Regions from separate parts of the Mus musculus genome. Here region 1 is linked to region 2. Evidence: chromatin loops called from intact Hi-C (ENCODE). Cell type or tissue: left cerebral cortex. All regions are shown on one strand. Links, peaks and the distances in the headings refer to the core of each region. The heading gives the core; the rest is flanking DNA.

Region 1 (12,379 bases), core at 1,671-9,670, 62 kb before region 2:
TAACAGGGTATTGAGTTACATTGAAAAAAGTAGGAGAAAAATATCCCGTGTGCAGAACCCATTTATCACTTTGGTAGAGAGAGTAGATTTGTGAAGTATCTGAGCTGAGAGTGCTTGGGAGAGAATAGACTCAAGCAGACATGTGCGCATGCGTCCTCCTGGAAGCCCGGAGCTGGAAGCCAAACGAGCATCTGCTGGTGGATGACGGATAAACAAACTGTGGAGTGTGCAAACAGCAGACTCCTTCAGCCTCCAACAGACAAGAGACCACAGTATATAATGCATACATGGACAAATGTTGAAGACGTATGTCTCATGCACAGAGTCACTGACAAAAGGATAAGCGATGTATATATAACACCCCTGGGCGCCTCGGGTAGTTAGATACACAGAAAGGGAAAGGAGAAAGATGACTTCCAGGCATCAGGGAGGAGAGCGACGGGAAGTCACTGTTTAATGGGAGCCAAGTTTATTTGGGGTTAAAAGATGATTCCAACTGCACCTCGCTGTGAGTGTTTAACGCTCGTGACCTGTGCACCCACGTCAGCAGCAGGATAACATTTTATGCTATGCATATTTTGTCCTAATGAGCAGAAATCTTGAAAAGAAGAAAGAGGCAAAGAGAATGGGACTCTTCCAGATTTCCACTCAGAGGCAAGAATGCACCTCCATTCCCATCCCCAACCCCCCAGTAAACAGATTCCTGGGGACTCAAAGGACACACTATAGCTGTGTTTGTCATTGCTTCATCAGTCTGGCTAGTTCAAAGTACAGGTGACACAGGAAACAAAAACCCAACTGCCTTATGCTCGTAAGCAGATTTACTGGCTGACGTAACTAAAAGAGACTGTGACTTCCAAACTTTAACAAGTATTGGAGTCTTTTACTCAGTTCATAGGAACACAGGTGGCTGGAGCCTGCTCCCGAGTTTCTAGTAAGGCAAGATTGGGGTGGGGCCTGAGAATTTGTCTCTAGCTGCTGCTGCATTGCTGGATTGCACTGAGAACCACATTTCTCGCACACTCAGACACCTTCTATGTCCTCAGGGCTCAGACACTGGTGCCCTCCACACTCTGATGCTTCCTTCAACCTGTCAATCCGTACTTGTCTTCAGGTAGATCTTCCCCATGATCATGATGTCTACCCTGAGAGGAGTCTCTTTCATGCATGGTGTGTGGTTAGCAAGCCAAATGCCAGCATTTCGAGAGCAATACTAACTGGATCTCTTTTGAGTGGATTTCTCTCACAATCCCATCACACTGGCTGGGTGTGGGTTGTATGGATTGGTTAGTAGGTACTGCTAAGGCTGTGGTGGCTCCAGCTTCCTTGGAATCAATTATGTAACTCCCAAGAGGAAGTGAGAAAAGGAAGCATGTCAAGGAACAGTCTTTTCCAGAAGAAAGGATGTCTGAGATAGGGAGAGAATACACCACAATGCATGCTGGGGTGGGGGGTGTCAAACGACCCTTAAGCCAGTGAACAGGGCTGGCATATAGTTCAAGGTTTAAAAATGTTTGTGGTACATCTTACTTTTGCTTCTTATTGCTGAGGTACAATATCCTAACAAAAGCAACTTAAAGGAGAAAGGGTTTAGTTCTTTCATGATTCCAATACAGTCCATCATTGTGGGGAAGTCAAGAGGCTAGGCATGCAGCATCCACAGACAAGAGAGTTAATGAGTGCCCGCTAGTGCTCAGAACGCCCCTTCCTGTTCATCTGGTGCCCCGCCCACCATGTGAAATGGCTCCATTCAGACTTTGTATGTCCACAGGTCAACCTAATCTAGCTGCTTCCACACTGAGATTTCCCTTCCTGAGATTTCCCTTCCTGGTGATTTTACATTGTGTCAAGCTGACCATCAAAACTACTCACTGGTGACCTGAGTTTGAACCTTGGAATTCATGGCAGGCAAGAACCAATGTCAGGAATGTCGTCCTTTGACCTACACTCACAATCTGTGGCAAACACACCCAACCCCTAACCCCTGCCCTGACACACACACACACATCATACACCCACACGATAAAAGTATTATTTAAACCCAGTGAACTCCAAGTAATTATAATCACAGGAGTGCCGTGGTTGGCATCGGGATGACCTCTCAGGCAGATGTAAAGGATGGACAGTTCCATGTACAGTGTTGTGGGAAGAGATGGCTCTGAGTGAGCCTCCTCCTCGCTTGCTGCCCTTTGGAAATAGTAAATCGGCCGGATGTTCCACACCCTCCACTAGGCTCTACCTCTTCTCCTTCCTCTTTCCCAAGCACCTCATCTAATATGCTACATTCTTTTGTTTCAAAAAAGGATTTATTTATTATGTAATGTTTATTATATAATAATATATAATATATAGATTTAGTATATAGATTTATTAATTTATTATTATGAATATGTGTACACACACACACACACACACACACATTCTAATCTAGCTCTCTCTTTCTACAAAGTGGCTAATAGTCAACAATGGGAATTCTACCACGCTGCTTTTTTCTAAGCCTAGAGTCTTCCCACAGGCCTGATTCCTAAACATCACAGTTAGATACAGCTATCCTTTTTTACTAACTACCTACAATGGAGATTACATTCAACTGAGTTTCAGATAGCACTCGCTCCATTCAAAGCAAAGTCATTGGGGCTCTTCCCTGATTGCCAGCCAGGAGCTTCCATCTTCAGGCTGCTTTTCCTCTTATGCACCTCTACACTGCCCAGAACAAGACAAAAGTGCATACCTCAGTCATCAAGAGCACATCCACTGGGGTTTGTATTTGTGTGGCCTGTGGCATCCGCCTGCCACAATGTATCACAAACGGTGTGTTCTCTCCACCAGTGGTTACTCAATATCGGCCAGAGAAGTGTTATTAGCTTACACACTGCAAAGCAAGAGAACATGCCAACCAGCATTGGATTCATGCACTGAGGTGTGGTTCCCCATTCTACTTCCTCCCTTAGGGTGTCCTGGCACTGTTGAACACCAGGATGGAAGGGTGAAGCAGAGCTCAGAATGGGTGGGGCTTCAAAATCTGGTCCACCTGGGGATGCCAAGGGAGGACAAGGGGAAGGCCTTCTCTGAGGATTTTAATGCTACTTGCATCTGTCTTAGACGATATTCAGTGAAACAGTTTGTGCTCATACACTCTATTCCGGGTGAATCAAGGGCTATGTATGAACCTTGGAGAGTGGGGAGGGGTTCTTCTTAGGGTGAACTTTCATTGGCTGATGCTGAAGGTTCTGGGGATACCTTATTTGCATGGAGAGGCAACCCAGTCACACCAAGCGCTTGCTGAGCAGGTCCTTACCTGAAGAGAGGAAGTCGAACCTTTAAATGTTTCCAAGGACTCTGGGACATTCCTCAGGTAGAAGACTCGGGGGTCGGGCTCCCCACATCAGGCAGAGAAGAGGAAGCCCTGCTAAGAAAAGGGAGTCCTCCATTTTGGCCTGCTCTCAGGAAAGCTGTGCAGACACGGTAGGCTACAATTTTAGTAGTGAGGCGTAAGTGTAACACTGAGGAACAACGACAAAAAGGAATCAAGACTCCCAGTTTGCTGTTTGTTAACAGAAGGGACAAGGAGCAAAGCAGGATCCTCTGTAGTTGGAAACCACGTAGCCATCTTTCCTGATAACGACAAACAGGAAGTAGGACGGCTAACCAGTGTCCTACCTGTCCTACTTTTTGAGTGTGTATTTGCATGCATGTTTGTACATGTGCATGTGGCTGTACATGTATCCACATGTGAGTATGTAAGCCACAGGATAACCTCAAACGTCTTTCCTTGGGTACAATTCACTGTGTATTTGTTTATTTGTTTGTTTGTTTGTTTGTTTTTTAGACAGGGTCTTACACTGGACTAGAGTTCATAAAGTAGATGAGGCTGGCTGGCTAGTGAACCCTAGGGATCTATCTGCCTGCTTCCACCTCCCCAGAACTGGGGTCACAAGCTTGTACCACCACCCCAGACTTTTTACATTTTTGTTTTGTTTTTCCATGGGTTCTGGGAATTGAACTCAGGATTCCATCCTGCTGAGCTCTCTTCGGGCCCTTATTGCCCCCTACATCTGTAGCACTCACACTAACCTCTCTCCCAATCACTCATTCATGACTAAATGTCCCTGCAGCAACTCTCACTTAAGAGTCTGAACTCTGTACTTTTAACACGGGTGGATGCGAGCAAAGGACAGCATCAACTCCATTTCCCTGGTGGCTTTGAAAGCATTATAGTTGCTGCAGAGCAAGTCAACAAGCAGGCCTACATTAGCGGTGGCACGCCTGCCAGCCAGCCTCCATAGAACCACCCACCCTGGGCCTACCTACAGGACCAGCTTAATGGGGCCACTTCTGAGCCACTTGGCATCTCGGCTTGTCACGAAGACAGAGACTTAACAGCTTCCCTGCCCAGCTAAATTCTCCTCTGCACAGCTCGAAGGCTAGGGTTCTTTTTTCAGGCTCTACCTAGCAGACCATCTGGCATGGTAAGTTCCCTGAAGCAACTATCTATGTTTGTAAAACTGAAGATTTGTTCCTATCACTCTAAGGGATTTTTGACATCCTAACCAAAATGTGCTGCATTTACGGACTGGGGGCATTAGGTTTGGGGTTTTATTACAGCAGCGCACAAAGGCTAATGCTGGCTGTTCTAACCACAAAGAAGTTCTCAGATTTATGACCTGGATTTTACCCAGAACCTGACAAAGAAGGTCTGGGAAGGATCACAGAGGACTCTGATCTCTAAAGTGAGACATTTTCACCAGCTAACAAAGAAGGCAGTGCCTTCAAAGCCTGTTCAAAGCTATGCTCCAGAACACTATGCCTTCGAAACTCCCCTTCCCCTGGACTCCTTGAGAATTCTGTTTGCACTGACTCTCCATGCAGTACCTGGTGTTTTACAATCCTCTGCTTTCTTCTCCTAACCCTAAATTCAGCTCTAGGTGATTTGAGGACAGAAACCACATTGGTATCTCCACCATAATCTTCACAGTGCACAGCACAGTTCGACTTCTCAATTAAAACACGTGGATTATCACCATAAGAAGCCTTTGAGGTTTGGGGACTTATTGATGATGGAGCCTGTCATCCTTGCAAGGACAATATTTTAGTAGTAGATATTCAATACTGAACTTCGTCTACACTCTCTATCAAAACTGATCTGAAGAAGTACCTGTCAACAACTTCCAAGTTCATTTCTTTGCAGTTTGATGTTATTCTCATGCAGTCAGAGAATGGTTTTGCTTTATTACAAACAGTAAGACTTCGCAAGTTAAATTGACAGGCATGCATTGAATGTCACCACTATGTATAAAATGGGTCTAGATGATTTAAGAGTACAAAGAGAAATACAGGACAAGCAGACATCCTTGCAAGCACAAGGGCCTGAGTTCTATTCCCCAGAATCCACATGGCGCCATGGTCCATGCTTGGTATGCTAGCGCTCAGAGAGCAGAGGCATGGAAGGTTCACCAGTCAGCTGGCCTACACTACCAGGCAAGTTCCAGGCTACAGTTAGAAACCCTGCCTCCAAAACCCCGGATGACTGGGTTTGTAGCACAGTTGGTAAGATGCTTACCCAGCAAGCACAGAGACGTAGTTTCAACCCAGCACTGTGCAAAGCAGTTATGGCAGCTTACGTCTATAATCTCAGTGCTTGGGCGATACAGGCAGGGGGATCTGAGGTTGTCTTCTGGTATCCACATGTGATGAGTCTATATCCACAGTATATGCACCTGCACATACATGCACATATACACAAACAACTTTTTAAAGTTAAAATAAAAATACAGGATACCCTCGGCCCTCAAAGACTTTAGCCTACCAGAAGACAGACACGTGTACATGCCAATGAGGTGAAAGGTGAAATGATATAAGCACCTTGGAAAAGCTCCCTGAAGTCCATGGAAACATAACCCAGGGATGCAAATGAAGTCACCCAGGACGAGCAGGAGGCGCATGGCTGTACCATCAGCCCTCAGGAGGCCGAGGCTGGAAGACTACAAGCTCCAAGCCATTCTGGGTTACATAGCAAAATCCTATCTCAGAAAGAAAATAAAATCATCCAGACTAGTGCTCCGAGGGTGACTTACATCCTCCCCATGATGTCATCAAATGATCATCCTATCTAGCCCATGGTTGTTTAGCTGTACCAGCAGGGATTCATTGTCTACATGACTTCTAGTACAGCTGCGGTCTTAATAGTATCAGTGGGTAGATGCAGAGGTATGCTGGGCAGTCCACTCTCCATCCTTCGAAACCCTGGATGCCTACCAGTCTTAGCCATCTGCCACATGGCAGTGGGCAGGCATATTTGCATAGATGTGGAGCTCTCTATGAGTACCTTAAAAATATGTACAAAAAAGAATAAAAACAATGAGATGAAGATGGAATGCATTCTACTTTTCAAATAATCCATTTTATTAATGTTACCCAACCTTTTTGCTCTCATTGTAATCATGCTGTTATTAACAATGTCTCATTTTCCATGCATGGGTTATCATGGTAACTTCACACTGTCATTAGTTCAGTATTCTAACAAGGCCTGCTATTCTCTTCATGTATTGCTAATGCCCGCAGATGCAAATGCACATTTCAAATTGTCTTCTCAATTATTCCAACTGTGTTGGGCAACTTCTAGCTAGATAATATGTTTGTCTCATTAACATGGCTGACACAGAGCTCATTCTGAGGACTGGAGAGGGTCCACCTCTGCCTCTTTATTGATGTCCTCCTGTGTGTCTCTTTGTGATCTGCAATCCTTATAGGGGGCTACTTTAGTTAAATCAAGATAAGATCCCCCCTAGATAAGCAATCCGCTGCATATCGAGATAACTCTAGGTCAGCAAAGAGCCAAGCTGTGTCTGTCAGCTTTCCATATTACAGAAACCCGCTCTTTCCTGCAAACGCTGGGTGAAAGACGTTCAATACATGATGAATTATCACGTCCATAATCCCTTCATTAAAAATCACTGATTCTGATTTATTGAATGCTTTGGTTGTGAGGGGAAGAAGGTTGCATTTGGGTATGAAGTGCCCTTCCAGGAGGCCTATATATTGAAAGGCTGGTCTCCAGATTATGGTAATAGTTCGAAAGGCTTTGGAAACTTAGGAGGTGGGAGCTGGTTGGAGGCGACAGAGATAATATACCCTCTAGATCCTCTCCTGTCACTCTTTGTTGCTTGTCTGTGAAGCAGCAGCAGACAGCCTCCATGACACACCCCCATTGTCACAATGCTCTGTCCAAGGACAGGGCTCAGGCAAGCGTGGGCTGAATGTTCTGAAACCAAAAGCCAGAATGAGCCAGTAGATCCTCCTCAGCTGTTTGTGGGAAGTATTTTGGTCCAAGTAGCAGACAATGGCTGAGACCTGAAATGAGCCTTGACACTGAATCTCAGAGATAAATGCTGCGAGCTTCCCATGAGTTGTCTACACATGGGGATTACAGTCAGGTCTTTCTACAGTGAATCATTCAGCTGCTCAAATGTAACAAACACAGCTATCAAACACTGGACAAGCAGCAGCTAAAACATCGTCTTTCCATGGAGTCGCTTTTGGTCCCGACTCTCTGTGTGTACCATGGCTTAGGGAGACCAGAGCCTTGTATTTATAAAGAGTGTTTTAAGTCAGATCATCCTATCCCACTCACTAAAATCCCAGCCCTGTCAGAAGGTGTTCAGTTTTCCTGCACAGCCACGCTGGAGTCTCATGGCTTTTCAATAAAACCTACTCTATCTCCAACCATTTCACACCCCACCCCCTAGGTCTCAGAAGTCTGTGCTGAAAATGGCAGCCATTGATGTACCTGAGACCCAGAGAACGCAGAGACGACCAGAGAAAGCTGAGAAAGATAGGGTAGAATGGCCTGAGAAGGGGTATATGAGCAAGTGTTTACCAAGAAAGATGGAAAATCTTTACAATCCCACTGTCCGGCAGGACTCTACAATCCCGATGTATGGCAGAAGGTGGTCTGATGGAAAGCCTGGCTTTCAGGGCAGATACAAAGCTGGAAACAGCATTTTAATGAGTGCTCGACTGAGTTTTAATACTATTTCTCTATATATATTTTTAAATATCCCCTATCTGATTTCCTAGTTACATCAGTCATAAGTGCTCCTTCACACTTCATTATAGAATTGGAAACCCTGGTCTGAAGTTGGAAAATCAGTTCATCCAAGGTGAACAAAAATACACGTGTTCCTTGATTCTAAGGACACAGTTGAATCATTATCTCTTATTTGGTATAAACTCTGACCATGTTTTTTTTTTGTCTCAGCTGGGGTGCTATTGGGACAAGAGACTTCCAGGCTAAGGATGTTGAAAGACTTTTGAGGTCATTGTTCAGTTTACATCTGTGAACAGGCTTAACCCAGAACATCTCCCTGAAAATCCTGACTGCTCATAGGCCAGACCGGTGGATGCTTCAGCTCACTTACTTGAGTCACTTGGAAGAAATGGGGACATCTCCTGCTGGTGAGGTGGAGCACAGACCCTTTCTCAAGGCCGCCTTTGTGAAGGGCTAGGACAAATGGACTTCATTTAGTTTAGCATAAAAATTTCAGTGTGAGATAAAAGAAATAAAAATTAAACTGTAAAGGAAAAACTAAGGTGTAGCATTCTCAAAAATACAAGAGAATAGTGCTCCTAATGTATTTTAAATGAGCATTATAATTGAAGTATAGACTCCCATTCTTCCTTGTTACCTGATTGATGGGGTCACAGTCATTCTTGGTCATTACCTTCCTATTTATTTGTTTGCTTATTAAAATGCTACACATGTTATTTATGTGTGAGAGAGAATGTGCATGTACTCATGCATTTGTGTGTGCATGTGTGTATGTGCATGTGTGTGTGTGTGTGTGTGTAAATGAGGCATGTGTGTGCTAACACACATGTGTAGAGTTCAAAACCTTGAATATCGGCTCTCCCCTTCTACCTAGTTTTTCAATGAGGTGCCTTTGTTGATTTTTTTCCTGTATAGGTCAGTTTAGCTTGCCTAAGAGCTTCTAAGAATCCTCCTGTCTCTGACCTCATTTCCTCATAAGAGCCCTGCAATAGCAGAAGTTTGCTCTATCACACCCAACTTGAACACAGTATCTGGAAACTCAGACTCAGGTCCTCTCATTTGCTCAGCAAGCATTCTTACCGCCTCTGTGCTGTGCTACACTCCCCACACCCTGGCCACGGCTTTTCAGAACGCTCTCTCTCAAAGACTAGAGAAAGGCATGCATGGGTTGAAAGACCATCAAGGGACTTATGTAACCTTTAAAGCAGTTTATAAATATCTCGGGGAAGGAAGGAAAGGAATCAACCCCAAACCAGGTGCATTGGCAATAAGCTACCTGGCATAGTGTCCTGGGAAGCCCTCTTATCTGGGAGCCAGGCATTGTTGGTCTCGAGGACACGCGTGGGATGAAACGCCTCTCCTTGTCTATCAAGAGCAACACTTCCTTCTGTCTTTGCAGTCTCTTTAGCAGTTTTCTCAGGATGCTCACGCGCTGCGCTTTAGTGCTTATTCAATAACAGAACTGTTCCCTCTCTCCTTGACTGTTGAGAAGAGCGATTCTTGTGTAGGAGGGTCTCTTCTAATTCTATTTCACCAACACGAGGCATCCACTGCAAGTGAGAAGCGCTCCCACCACTAACACCCACATGCTCTCCACGGAGGAGAATCTCCAGGCAAGCTAAATTATCTCTAGAAGATTCTTTGGCAAGTAGATGTAATTATGACACCCCCTCCCCTCCATGAAATGATACTTCAGAGTCCTGACCTTAAAATATAAAGGTTTTTGGAAATTAATTCTTTACAAAGATGATCAAGTTAAATAAAGTCCGGGATGGAGTCTTCTTCAATAAGAAGAAATGTGGACACGGAGACAGACATCCACAGAAGAAAGATGAGGTAAAGAGAGAAGCAGCAAAGGCAGCCTTTTTCAAGACAAGGAGAGAGGCCTTCCTCTACGGCCTTCAGGAGATAACCTGAAGATAAACAACGCCTGGATATGGTCTCCTCAGGAACCAGAGTGCATGTAACCTCTGTGATGTGAGCCACTCGCTGTGTGGTACTTCGTCATGAAGTCTCTCACCAATTAATATAATGATATGGAGTCAGAACAAGGAATATCCCTGTATGAATTGACTATAAAGTGGCACTGGTGTGCCCTCATGTTCCACATTAATGGAGCAGATCAACACCACCATCTACCACATTGCCTCCATTCCTGCTCCCAGAGTGCTAGGGCCAGTGGTGCACCTCGGCCTTGCATTCTTTCTTCACGCCACACAGCCTGCTCTGTGAACATTGGTTAGCTCTGAGATCAAGATATGAGAGGCCTGTCTGGTTATTTTTAAATACATTTTGTTTGTATTGTGTGCAGGTCCTTATAGTGGCCAGGAGAGGGAGTCAGATGCCCTGGAGCTGGAGTTACAGGAGGTTGTGAGGCACCTGCTGTGGGTGCCAGGAACTGAACTCCGGTCCTCTGTGATATGGACACTTAACTGCTGAGCCATCTTTCCAGTTCTGAGACCTTGTATTTTACATCTGTCCTTGGCACAACTGCTACTGAGCTTTATCTGTCCCATCAAAGGACTTGGCCTCTGCTTATGACCCCACAGCATTCAAACAGTGATAGACTGAAATATTAAAACTGCTAAATATTTTTTCTCTTAATCCTCATAAAATTGTTGGAAAGAAGCTAGTGCTGTTTATAATTTACAGATGAGAACGTGATGGGGTTGGGAGTGTTAAAATTCACAGCCATCCCGAGGCTGCAGATCTAGTAACTTGGTTTGTGAGCTGCCTTGTTTTGTACTACGATAGATTCAAACACCAGCAACAACAGCACATCAGCGGAAACACAACTCTAGGCATTTCATCGTAGCTATGCATGAGTATCCACTTCAAGCTTTGAATGAGAAAATGAACTTTATTGGAGATATGCTCAGCTTTATCAGAAATGTGCACTCTTCCAAATTGACATCAATTATTCTTTACTTGTTATTTATGCAGTATTCCCTTTATTCCAGAGGATCAAATATATAACAGATTATCTTGTATAAATGTCACCATGCTTTGGCAAACTAGCTACACAATAGTACCCAGCTCCAATGAGCAATAGCAATAGCCTAGATAAGAAAGATCCAGGCAATACAGGAGCTGAATAGACTATCGTCTATTCAGGAGTAGACAAGACTGTTGTCTACTTCAATCCATTTCCTCTCTTATTCCTTAACAGACACTCACCATGCTGGTTTGCTACTCTCTAAACGGCAAGTGAGGACTACATGTTCTACCTGTCCTGCAGCCAACTGAACTTGTGTGGCTAAGTTCTAGCCAATAAAATAGAAATGAAGTGTTATGAGAAACTTCCAAAATATCAGGTCTGAGGATGCACATGTATGTCTGCGTTTGGCTCTTCCTACTTCATGCAGACTGGAATAAAGCTGTGAGACCATGTTGGACAGCAAAAAAAGCAAAGGGCAAAGAGCCTGGTTTCTTAGTGAACATGATTTTGATATCAGTTCCTGACTCTTGACTCCTCTATATGACCTAGAACTAAACTTCAATCATCCTTAAATCTCTGTTATTACATGTAACTGTAATGTTTTACATAAAGATGTATTCCTAATGTAGTTATTTAATTTTTAGATTTATTTATTATTTTATGAATATGAGTGTTTTACCTGTATGTATGTCTGTGCATCATGTAATGTGCCTGGTGCCTGAGGAGGTCAGACAGAGTGTTAGCTTCTCTAAGACTAGAGTTACAGATGGATGGGAGCTACTGTGTGGGTGCTGGGAACCAAACTTGGTTCCTCTAGAGGAACAACAAGTGTTCTTACCTGCTGAGCCAACTCTCTGTAATTTTAGAAATCCCAAGGAATTAGATTAAAAAAAAATAGTAACTCATAATATATTCCAGGCTGTTCTTGAACTCATGATCCTCCTACCTCAATGATCCACCTTCAGGAATTACAGGCACATACAACCCAGCAGTGGAATGGAATACTTTTTTTTTTTTTTTGGTTTTTCGAGACAGGGTTTCTCTGTGTAGCCCTGGCTGTCCTGGAACTCACTTTGTAGACCAGGCTGGCCTCGAACTCAGAAATCCACCTGCCTCTGCCTCCCAAGTGCTGGGATTAAAGGCACCACCGCCCAGCTGGAATACTTTTTATTATTCAATTGTGTTCCATTAAATTTTGTTCATAAAAAGAGAATAGTGGTTGTCTGGCTTACAAATTCATTATGTAAGTTGCCATCTTGCTTGTATGTTCATTCTCAAGGATTCAACCTGATCCTTCATACCTACCAAGTGCCTAGACTGAAAAGGTCTCTGCATTAGATTAAAGAGGGTAAAGTCTTTGCATTAGGGGCACGCCCAATCTGGTTCTAGAAGCA
Region 2 (12,379 bases), core at 2,381-10,380:
ACGTTTATAAAGTAATATCTGGAGTTGCAAAGTGTAATGGCCAAAATGAAAAACTCACTAAAAGGCCCCAACAGTAGCAGGCTTCAAATTAAAGGAGTATCTGCAAACCTGAAGGCAGAGCAATATGCTCTTGCTATCTCAAGAACAGAGAAAGGTGAAAAAAAGATGAAAACAGTCTCTGGGAAGTGTGGGGTGTATGTCATTAAATATACCAATGGATTTGTGATTGGAACACAGAATTAGATGAGGCAAAAAAAAAAAAAAGCAGAAAAATCACATTTGAAGAAATAGTGTCTAAACACTTTCCAAATGAGGACAAAATCTTGGAGTGGGGGGCAGGAAATAAATCTGAAGCATTCAGCGTTGGTTTTAAAGCCTGCTGCATTAAAGCTGCAGTGGTCAAGCATGTGAAGACTCCACATAGACCAACAGACTCTGATGTTACAGAAAGCAATGTTCTCATTCATGGTCTATTGGTTTACTTGGAGGTTGACAAGACAATGCAGTGGGGAAGTTAAAATTATATGCAAGAGTAGGTTTGCAGAGAAGGAAGCTAACATAATTACTCTTTAGAATGAGTTTTCTTAGGAGGGAGCAAGCTATATGACCATAGTGGGGTGGGCATGATCAAGCCTTAAAGTGGGAAAGCAGAGGGAAAGAGCGGATGAATGAGAATTCATATGAATATATCCCGAACACAGCGTGACAGCCTTGCAAGGAGAGAGAATGGCTTCCCTTCAAAAACATAGGCAGGATCTTCATTAGGAGAAATCACTCTTAAGTGGAAGAGTAAGAGAAATGGTCATCGTGGACGTGATGGGGATGAGGAGAGGCTGAAGGACAAAGACGAAGGAGAGAGAACCTTGAGAAAATTCTCCCTGTCTTAATTTGGGTTTTATTGCTGTGAAGAGGCTCCATGACCTTGGCAATCCTTAAAAAGGAGAGTATTTACCTGGGGCTCATTTATGGTTCAGAGGTTTAGTCCATTATCATCATGGCAGGAAACAGAGGCAGCATGCAGGCAGACATGGTGCTAGCGAAGTAGCTGACAGTCTTACATCTTGTTATGGAGGCATCGAGGAGAGTCTGCCCTACTTGTCCTAGGTTGAGCAAATGAGTTCTTAAGGCTTGCCTCCAGAGTGACACGCTTCCTCTAGCAAGGCCACAGCTCCTAATAGTGCCACTCCCTATGAACCCAGGAGTCTATGGGAGCAGTTTCTAATCAAACCACCCTACAAAGGGATAACCTTTCCAGGTTTTCAGGGGATGGCAGGAAGTTCCCCATTATGTAATTTAGTCTGGTCTTGTCAGTTTGCTAAGGAGCCAGGTATAGAATAGGATCACAGATTTATCCTGTAGCTCTGAGGGGGTGGAGCTGGGCTAGCCCCTAGCTCTGCTCTGTGTTTCAACCTTCACCACAGGAACCTGTCAGCTTCAGAGGGTGTGGCCTGATTTCTGAGAGAGGCAGCAAGAAGGTTTGTAATATGGAATGAATAGTTTCTTCACCAAAGTGTTAGTAGCAGTGATAGCCACATACCATCCTACAAGGATGGTTGCCTTTCCTCCTTTATGTACAAGGTTGAATCAGTATGAATTAAAGATTCAAATGAATAGTTCAAACCAATATAATAAATGGACAATAAGAACACTGTAAGAGAAAACCACACATCTTTCTGACCTTTATCAAGCTAAGCCTTATTAGATGTGACACCGAAAGGATAAGTTGTAGGAAAGTGATTTGGTGTAATCAGTTCTTGTCGTTTTGCCTACTAGTGGGCACTGTTCTCACCTATTTTCACTCAATGAAATAAAGTATTACAAATAATATAGCTTGTGGGATGGACAGACATACACATAGAGGCTGAGAGAGGCAGACAGAGATGGTGACAGAGACAGAGACAGAGACAGAGAGAGAGAGAATATGGCTGATAAATGTCCTCAATTCTGTTTAGGTTATATAGAGAATTCCTACCACCTAGTAATAAAATACCTCTTTTAAACATAGTCAATGATTTTGAATAAACATCCTGTGAAAGAAATGTGTATAGGTACTATAGCAATAAAACACATAAAAATATAGACAATATTAATCATTAGATAACTGCAACTAAAAACCAAAGTTAGCCATAATGTTTCATTTATCCAAGCCAGTGAGCTATAATACAGTAGAAAATGATAGCAAGAATGTAAGTAAATTGGAATGCTCATACATTGTAACTAGGAATGAAAACTTAGTAGCACATTGGAAAACTAGCAGTTTCTGAGAAATTTCAGTATATAGTTTCCATATGATTCAGTAAATCATTTCTTTTTTTTTTTTTTTTTCCCATTTTTTATTAGGTATTTAGCTCTTTTACATTTCCAATGCTATACCAAAAGTCCCCCTTACCCACCCACCCCCACTCCCCTACCCACCCACTCCCCCCCCTTTGGCCCTGGCGTTCCCCTGTACCGGGGCACACAAAGTCTGCGTGTCCAATGGGCCTCTCTTTCCAGTGATGGCCGACTAGGCCATCTTTTGATACATATGCAGCTAGAGTCAAGAGCTCAGGGGTACTGGTTAGTTCATAATGTTGTTCCACCTATAGGGTTGAAGATCCCTTTAGCTCCTTGGGTACTTTCTCTAGCTCCTCCATTGGGAGCCCTGTGATCCATCCATTAGCTGACTGTGAGCATCCACTTCTGTGTTTGCTAGGCCCCGGCATAGTCTCACAAGAGACAGCTACATCTGGGTCCTTTCAGTAAAATCTTGCTAGTGTATGCAATGGTGTCAGCATTTGGAAGCTGATTATGGGGTGGATCCCTGGATATGGCAGTCTCTACATGGAAATGTATATAATGTGAAATTAAAATGTGCCCTTTTCAACACGAAATCTTTAGTTTGTCTGCGTGCCCAGGCATGTGCCTGTGGAGGCCAAATGTATATATCAGGTATTTTACTTTATCTCTCTCCAACTTATTTTTTGAGACAGGGACTCTCATTGAGCCTGGGTCTCATCAATTGGCTGGATTGTCTTGTATCTACTTGTCTCTGTCTCCGATCCCAAGTGATGAGTCACAAGCCTTAGCTGTCTTTTTACATCATGGGGATCAAAACTTATGCCTTGAGCTTGGGTAGCAGACACTCGATAGTCACAACTAACATCCTTTCCCCCAAATCTTATTCACAAACATTCATTAAAGCACTCTTTATATATAAAGCATTATTATAAAAGTAGAAACAACTCAAATGCCCACTAGCTGGCATAGGGATAGATTGTAATATGGGCATGTCCATAAAATGAAATATGACCTTGTTTCAAAGGAATAGAATATTTAGGATATGATTAAGTCTTGAAAACATTATGCTAAGTAAAAGAGCAAAGTTGAAGGCAAAAGTTACATTTTATATTATCCTGTGAATACTCAAAGGGGGCTTCTCTACTGAGACTGAATGTAGCTAAACAGCTGCTTGAATCTGGGAAGAGAACTTGGAGATTAGAGGCATGACTGCCAATGGATTTTGTTCTCTTTGCATTTTTTGTTTTGTTTGGGTTTGTTTTGTTTTGCTTGTTTTTGCTTTGGAGAAAAAGGATTTTGAAAATCTTTAAAATTGATGTTTTGCACAGCTCTGAATATACTAAAAAATTAATCACATAGTACACTTTAGATGAATGTTCTCTCTCTCTCTCTCTAATCATCTAATCATATCTACACGTTCTTTAAAATGCCAGCCCTGTAGAAAAACAAGAGATAACGGATGCCATCTGGAAATGAAAAGACACAGAGTGGAAATGTACTAGCCTCCCCTGACCTTCTGTCCTCAGATCACCTGGTTCAACTCCTGACAATCCAGGTAGATACTGGAATATTTTAATAAAAGGTTTTACTTATTCTTTGAAGCTTTCACCCATTCCTACAATGTATTCAAATTGCACCCATCTCCCATTACCTCCTTCCAACTCCCCCACCCAGTATCCCTCCCAACTTTACAGCATCCCTTTGTCTAGGTAGTGTTGTCTATATATGCACATGATTGTGGGGCCAGGGGGCATGGGCAACCTACTACACCCTCAAAGAAAATTAACTCTCCTTGTCTCAACTGCTGATAGCTTATCTTGAAAGCCTGGGGCTTTGGGGCCATTCCCACACCCATGCTGGAATTTTGGCTGGCTTGACCATATAGGTGACCACAGCTGCTGTGATTTGTTGTGTGTAACAGCAATGCCATGCCCAGAGTCCACTTTTCACAGCCCTGTTCTCCACCTGCAGTCTCTTACAGTGGAGCAGCCAGTTATTGATATTAGTGGATTTCTACAAGGATGCTTTATATATTCTTAGTTTTGGCTAACTCACCCTGTACTGTTTCCTCTCCCAATTCTATCCCAATTTAAACCTTTAATCCCAACGATCCCCTTTCCCCACCATGTTGCCCGAGTTCTACTATAATTACATTCACCCATTCCCCTCTAATTAAATTTTTCTTGGGTTGAAATATTGTATTTTTCCATACAGCTTATCTATGTACTATTTGATATATTTATAAAAAGATAAAGTTATAAGAATATGTTCTATGGGGGTGTGGTGAGGTATAGGGGAAGGGGATGTCTCAGTGGGCCCATGCCAAAGCATCCCTCCCCCTAAGGGACCAGACGCACAACGGTATAGAGTTATAGAATAGAGTTTGTTCAGGGCATAGGGAGGAAGTTAAGAGGGTAGTAAGGCAGAGAGAGAGAGAGAGGAAGAGAGTAGAGAAGTAGAGGCAGGACATGACCACGAGGAGAGATGTCGGAAGGGATGGGGAGAGAGGGGGAGCAAGAAGAAGAGACAAGAGAGAGAGGCAAGAGAGCAAAGTGGGGGGGGGGGGAGCAGCCCCTTTTATAGTGGGCTAGGCCTGAGTGTTGCCAGGTAACTGTGAGGAGGAGCATAGCTGGCTGTTGCCAGGTAACTGTGGGGTGGAGTTTAGACAGAATTCTAACACTATTCATTTTGAAATATCTATAAAATAAAACTTTCATTTCTTTTGCATAGATAGTGTCTTTCCCAGTATCTATCTTATGAATTATATCTTTCCCCCAGTGCTGCTGATACAATAGGGAACACATGGGAACAAGTTTATTTACACTCCCACTTGACATGCTTGAAAATGTGTGCCCCATGGAACCATTTCAATGAATTCTGTGCTGCACTGAGTAGTGTTAGGGTTTGAAGGTGAAGTATCCTCAGCAGGCTTGTATATTATACTTGGCCCAAGCTTGCAACACTATTTGGGGAGATATGGCCTGGCTGGAGGAAATGAATGCCAGGCTGTGACTTTATGTCTGGTCCAGCATCCCTTCTTCCTTCTCTGTGTCCTGTCCACCAAGGTGTAAATGCTCTAGTACACATTGGGCCACAATAGACTAAAACCTATATAAACTGAACAACTCTTTCCTCTTTATATGGTGCCACGCAAGGAGCGATCTAGCTAATACGGTGTCCTGAAGATAGGCTAGAAGGTTGTTTTTACATACTGAAAGTGATGATTACATGTGCTTATCAACTGTAGCCATTTGAAGATGCTGCATGGGTATACATGTGCAGGTCTGGTCCATTTGCACATTTGCAATATATTGGACTGTGTACCTTTAAAAAATCTTTTGCAGTGAATCCCTTACAGTACAGTTTTATATTCTCAATTATATTCTTTTTGGTGGTGAGCCTGGATTTTAACAGCTGAGCCACCTCTCAAACCCTCAATTATATTTTTGAATAATTGCCTTGAATAAATGTGCTTAATTGCAAATGGATAATAAAGATAGGAGATATTATTTTGTAAGACATAGATTATGAAGAACTTGGCACATCATTGGCCTTGGATCACAAAGAAAGGGTTTGAAATAAGCAGAGTGACCGCATTTTCTATAGTTTAACCTGTTCACAGATAGGAAGCCTTGTTACCTCGTTTATGTCACACCATGTCTTTAATTTTCAATTGCTGTGAAGAGATACCATGGTGAAGGTGACTTGTGGAAGAAAAGGTTTATTGGGGCTTGCAGTTTCAGAGATTGAGTCCATGACCATCATAGCAAGGGACATGGTCGCAGGCAGACAGCCCTGGTGCTGGAACAGTGGCTAAGAGCTTACTGCTGATCCATAAGTAGGTAAGTAGGAAGCAGAGACAGCTAACTGGGAAAGATGTGGGCTTTTGAAATCTCAGAGTTCCCTCCCCCCACCCCCATGACACACCCTCTACAATGATCCCACACCTCCTAATCCTTTTCAAACAGCTCTGCCCACTGAGGGCCAAGCATTCAAATCTTTGAATCCTCATTCAAACCACCACACTGATAGACTCACACAGGCACAGTCCACTTAATGACTCCCGGATGAATCGGGATTTCAGTTTTACTCAAACTTCTACAATTTTTGAAAAGATAGAAGTCATAATTCATGGGTAATGAATGTTCCAACTTTTTTTTCAACTCCTCTGCACTCTGTAAATGCCAGGGCCCTCACACCCTCCTCCCTGCTCACCCACGTCCCTGCTTTTGGCCATGCCCTCCCTCTCCGGTGAGTCTGATCAACACTCTTGCTCCTTCCTTTCCTCTCCACCTCTGCACAGTTTGCAATGTAGGCAAAGGAGGAGCAGATGACAACTCCCAAATGGCTTTTTTTCTTTACTGTGTTTTTCAGTCATGTTAAACTTCTGAGGCTTTGGGGTTTATCTTAGTGGTGACTATGTATGTTCAAAATTAGGGTTTGTGGGGCACAAGAGATATCTCAGTCAGTGAAGTGCTTTATAAAGCAAATATAAACCCCTGGGTTTGATCCTCTAGAACCCATGTAAAAATCCAGGTACAGTGTAGCATGCACCTGTAATCTCTGCACTTGGGAGGCAGATTCCTGGTCCTTGTTGACCAGGCACTATAGCCAAATTGTCAAGCTCCAGGTTCAGTAAAAAACCTGTCTCAAAATACCAGGTGGAGGGACTAGGGACATGGCTCAGTGGTTAGCATGCGTGCTGCTCAAGCATGAGGACTGACATTAATATCCTCAGAACATATATAGATGCCGAGTGGGCTTGGTAGTAGACCTCCGAAGTTCCAGAGTGGAAGGCAGAGACAGTGCATCTCCAAAGTAAGTTTGTTAGAGAGACTAGCCATGTAAGTGAGCCCTGAGTTTGCCTGAATAAGGCAGAAGAGCAATGAAGGAAAATTCCCGACAATATTTGCAAACTGGAGCCTCCACATGAATGTTTATACGTGTGCCTTGCGTCTACATACGTGCTTAGAAACATGCAAACACATACATACCACATTAAAATAGAAAAATAGGGTGAAGAGTGATTGAGGAAGACACCTGACGCCAGCCTCTGGCCTCTTCACACAGTTGTACAAGTGCACATACACAAAGTAGAATTTGTAGAAGAATTCTCTTTTGGGGGGAGGTTGGTTTTTTCGAGACAGGGTTTCTCTGTATAGCCCTGGCTGTCCTGGAACTCACTCTGTAGACCAGGCTGGCCTCGAACTCAGAAATCCACCTGCCTCTGCCTCTCAAGTGCTGGGATTAAAGGCATGTGCCACCACGCCCGCGCCCGGCTGTAGAAGAATTCTTTTAAAGGTGTTATTGTCATCTAACAAGTGATGTTTGTGGGCAGGACCTGTTCTGTTCATGGTTGATTGTTGTTGCATTCTGATTTTTCTCTATCACTTTCATTTAAGCCACTTCCCCTGCTGAGGAGGTAGGGTGACCCATCACCTCCACTCCTAGTTCTTAGCTTGGCCATTCTCAGGGTAGATGGGCTGTCGTGGAAGTTTGGGACGCTATTTCCAGTCTTGTAGCTGATCAGAGGCCAGGGCCTCTTGGATGTTACTAGGGGAGTCCTTTATTTGCTTGTCTCTGAGTATGAAAAATTCTATGAATACTCTAAGGATGGCTGGACTATGAACATTTATAGCTTAAGGGCAAGATAATGGCTTCTCTATCATCTCAACAGCTCTAGACAAAAGCAGGAGAGTGTTTTAATCCCATTTATGTGAGGAGAAAAACCACCCACCCAAATCATCATGGCCAAATTAATTAAAGCGACCTTTTTTGATTTGTGTACATGGCCTGTCTCTCTCGCTCTGAAGGCAGGGATCAAGAGGTCAGAATTTGAAATGGGTAAGATAAGGGTTTTTATAGTTCAGGAGTAAGGGGTTTCTAAATGAGGGATTTGCTAGGCAAATAGGCATGATTACAGAAGAACATAATAAGTTGCTTATAACAATCTTCTGAAACAAAGACAGTTTTGCAAGGTGATCATAACAACTTTTTGAAACAAATATATGGTTGTACAGGCATACCGAATCTTTTGTAGTTAAGATTACAAGAGGGACATAGCCAAATCCTTGAAAAACTGAGATTTAATCATATGCAGAAATGAACCTAATTTGACTTTACTATAAGATAGCTTTCAAGCCCAAGATGGAGGCAGGCTGTTTTATCAAGTGACATAAGCAAAAGTTGCCTGCATCACACAAGCTGGGGGTACAGTTCCTATTTGATCTGTTCGTTAAATTCAGATCATGTCCATTGCATCTGCCATCTCTGTCCCAATCCTGGAGAGTCTTGCTTCTGGGTCGCCTTTGTCCATGCTCTGAAGAACAAGTCTTCTCCTTGCTGACCTAATTAGCTTCTTTTAGATATCAGAGAATTTTACTTTCTGTAGAAAGAATCATTTCCTTCCTCTTACCACCAGTTAAGATTAATTTCTCTTCTCTACCAAGATCACTCACCTGCCTTAATGAAACAGTGGGTGAAGTAGGTTGCGGGTAGATATGCCTTGGGCCTTTTTTTTTTTTTTTTTTTTTTTTTTTTTTGCTATTTGACTGTGGCCTCAAATTCAAAAGGAGACAAAGGGTGCTTCCCACTGTATACCCAAAAAAGACATGTATTGCTTTATTAGCACCGACTGCAAAAACACAGACATAGCCAGCCTCTAAGTGGAGAGAAAGCCCCAGGGTGGACTGAGCAGTCGGGAACAATCCTGCCCAGTGTGTGATCCCAAAGCACTGTGCTCTCAAAAATAAATATAGCAACTAAAGGAAAGCCGTATTAGGTTTAAATTGTGTTATAAAAATACCTGTTATATAAGATTATAACATCCATGCTCAATCCTTTTTCTCTTATAACTTTCCCTGGTTCAATCTGATTTTTTTTTAAGTTAAGATAGAGGAAGTTCTGCCCTCAGAGAAGAGAAAAGGGGACCAATTGAGAGCCCAGACTAAAGCAGGGGAATGGGTATATGTATTCCTTTTATAAGCTCACACCCTACCTCACTCCTACCTCCTTTGGGCTCATTTCTTAACATGATTTTTTAATTCTAAACAATAGCTTCTGCTGAACGTGGACAGCTGTAAAATAATCACATAGAACAGTGTTTGGACTCAACATGGACAAGGAATAGAGTTTAATTCTAAACTAAGTTTAGAACAAGAGTCACACGCCAGCTTACAGACCTATAATGCAATTGCATGCTTCGGTAGGTAGTTTCCTATTCACAGCTGAACCGTATTTACTAAGAGAGCAGGATTGACTAGGTAAGGCTTGAGCCCCTTCATCTCCCACATCTCCTGGCAAAGACTGGGAAGAAGAAGGAAGATAAGGCAGTTCTGAGCTAATACAAGGCTCCAGTCGGTTCCCTAAGTCCCTTTCTGGGAACAGCTTGTCAGTAGTACACTTTCCAGCACGCTGTGAGTTTTGTGTTCCCATTGTTCACCCTCTCGGTGCATGGTCCAGCTCATCCATGATCATTTTATGTTTTTAAATTTCATACAAGATATTCTGATCACAGTTTCCCCTCCCCTAACTCTTTCCAGATTCTCCTCACACCCCCACCCATTCAACTCTACACCCTTTCTTTCTCTCTCTTTAGACAACAAACAGTCATGGCCCACCCCCAGTGACACATTTCCTCTGACAAGGCTTCATAATCTTTCTAATCCTTTACAAGTAGTACCACTTCCCTGATGATTAAGCATTCAAATATGGAGCACATTGGGACCACTCTTATGGCCCTTTACTGCTGGGTATGGATCCCACCTTTACATGCGGTATACACACACACACACACACACACACACACACACACACGCATGCATATATATATATATATATATATAGTGATAGATACTCCATTGGAGAACGCTGTTCAGGCTCCTTCCCCTCCCTCCTCCCCACCCCCCAGCATCATGATCTCCCAGGATTACAACCAGAAGCAGACCTCAAGAACAGACTCTCAGGAGACAGCTTTAGTGAAACAGCTCACTTAATTGGGGGAACTGGTTTTAGAATGAAATTCAGTGTCTGTTCAAGGTAGGTACTTTTAAATGCTGGGTGATATGTCAAATATACATGATAGATTATTTCATAGCTGTCCAAAATCTTTTTAGGAGAAAAATTATGTTAAGTCAAACACAAGTACATACGGCATCAGGTGTATACTATGTATAGAGCATCATATGGCATATAGTTACACAGAATTATACTGAGAAAATAGCAGGCTTTATGGAATATGTAAATAAATTAATAAATATTCCATTTTCTCACTTGGGGCCATCATCCTAGTTTCTGAGGTTAATTTTATCAGTTTGTCTGCGATCTAATTGGCTCTTTGGTATCTTCTTTTTCAAGCCTGTAGTGAAACCGTAACTACCAACTAGTATGGAGGAAAGGTCTCACTTGTCTGTGACATAGAAACCAAGTTAACCATTCTTTCCTTAATAGGTCTTATTAAGGCTTTCCTGACCAAGTCTCTGTAAACACACAATTTCCTGCATTATTTAAATATTTTTTCTCCTACCTCTTCAGAAAATTAAATGTGACTTCACACTACAGAAGTCCAAAATGTCAGCGGCTTAAGCTAGAGACACTTGCTTCCCCATGTATTTCATAGGAAGAGCTGAGAAGTGGGCAGCACAGGGCTGTTTTCGTGGCTATGTAATCGTTAGACCTGGTTCCTTCTTCCTTTCTGACCTGCCATTCTTGTTCAGAGATTCCATCCTCATAGTGGCCCCAGCTCTAGTCGATGCATCTTATTCCCATCATCCTAGAAGAAGAAAGGTCGATTCAAGGAAAACAAGCAAATCTTGGGGAAAGAGCAAGTGTAGGATCCAGAGAACAGCCTTACCAGACTCCACCAGGATCAGCCTGCTCTTGAAACGATTTGTTCTTCAGTTACTGTTGATTTAGACTCAACTCCAAAGTCACATGTTAACTTAGGAAACCAGTACGACACAGTACATCTTCCCCAGGAAGACATGATTTTGTTGCCTTGAAGAGCAGGAACCACTTTTGTATATAACTGGGCATTACTGCTCCAGGGTTTTTGTTGTGGCTTCTGCATTGGTTTTGTGATTTTTGCTTTTGTGCGTTTTACTTTATTTGTTTTGTTTTTAAGACAGATACATGCTATGAACCCATGTCTAGCCTGATACTCACTGTAACCCAGAATGGCCATGAACTCATGGTTATTCCTATGCCTCAGCCTTCCAGATGGCAGGATCACAGGGGTATACTGCCACACCCAGCCTCTTTTTAGCTGGACCAGCTTTGACATCTTACTGGCTCCTTCATTAGTAAGATAATTATATGCTCAGATAATGTGTGGAAAGTTGTTGTTTTTTGTTTTTTGTTTTTTTTTTACAATTTACTGTTTTCAAATAAAGAAGGCCAAATGACTTTCTCCTATGAGAGTCAAGAGTTTCCCTCAGTAAACCACTTAAAATTTCTACTTCTGGGTACAAGGCACCCATATCTACCTGAAGGAATGGCTGGGAACATAGCCAATGAGTGTGGATAGTCATAGTACAATCAGTGTTCTCACGCTATAAGGAAAGGAAGCAGAGGCCAGGCGGCAGAGTGACCAGTCATGCCACAGAGCAGCTGTTAGTTCCTTTAGCCTCTCCCTATTGCCCCTTCTTGCTAGTACCTTACAAACGTCCACAGGAGATCCAGTAGCCAAAATCTCTCTCTCCAGCACCTCCTTCTTCTGTCAAGGCTCCTGTCTCCTTTCCCCCCACTAAAGGCTGGGGAGAGCAGCCACTTGGCTCCTCAGCCTCCCCCTGCTTCTTCCTTTACCTCCCTCTTCAGGCTTTGTTCCTCTCATGTGAATCTTGCCCTCACAGGCTGATCTCAACTTAAAATTCAAGCTTGACCACATCATGATCAGTAAATAGCAACAAAAGAGTACTGACCATTCAGCTCACTTACTCACGAGTTGTTAGTAGGTAGTTTTTCTCAGGTGGGTGCTACTTTCTCTTCCTTTTCATAGTAAGTTTATCAACAAGGCAAGCTTGTTCCAAGTTTACCACTGTTTTACAGTGGCCTAACAGGGTCTTCTGACCTGGTTATGAGAACCCAGCTCTCAGCATTGCTT

The links. A loop is a pair of places that touch in the nucleus more often than their neighbours do. Peaks named below come from ENCODE experiments on the same cell type or tissue, not always from the same donor. Only the 100,000 strongest peaks of a DNase experiment are listed, where the experiment ranks them.
Region 1: it touches region 2 in a loop (3-fold over the local background); 5 of 42 quality-filtered maps call a loop at or near these places.

What each region holds. Positions count from the first base shown.
Region 1 is chr4:11,995,855-12,008,233 of GRCm38, reverse strand. It overlaps Gm52722 (a long non-coding RNA gene), which reads right to left. Exons shown (of 2, transcript XR_003955368.1): 1 at 9,324-12,379; 2 at 6,382-8,500. It overlaps Gm42255 (a long non-coding RNA gene), which reads right to left and starts at 5,738. Exons shown (of 3, transcript XR_881131.3): 1 at 5,561-5,738; 2 at 3,299-3,409; 3 at 2,449-2,872. In left cerebral cortex, for the core only: no CTCF peak of the experiment used is centred there; DNase peaks (open chromatin) are centred at 7,272, 7,690, 9,182, 9,545 and 3 more places; H3K27ac peaks cover 5,203 bases.
Region 2 is chr4:11,934,430-11,946,808 of GRCm38, reverse strand. No RefSeq gene overlaps it. Among named protein-coding and RNA genes, the nearest start is that of Pdp1, 26 kb to the left of the region's middle. In left cerebral cortex, for the core only: no CTCF peak of the experiment used is centred there; a DNase peak (open chromatin) is centred at 6,510; H3K27ac peaks cover 646 bases.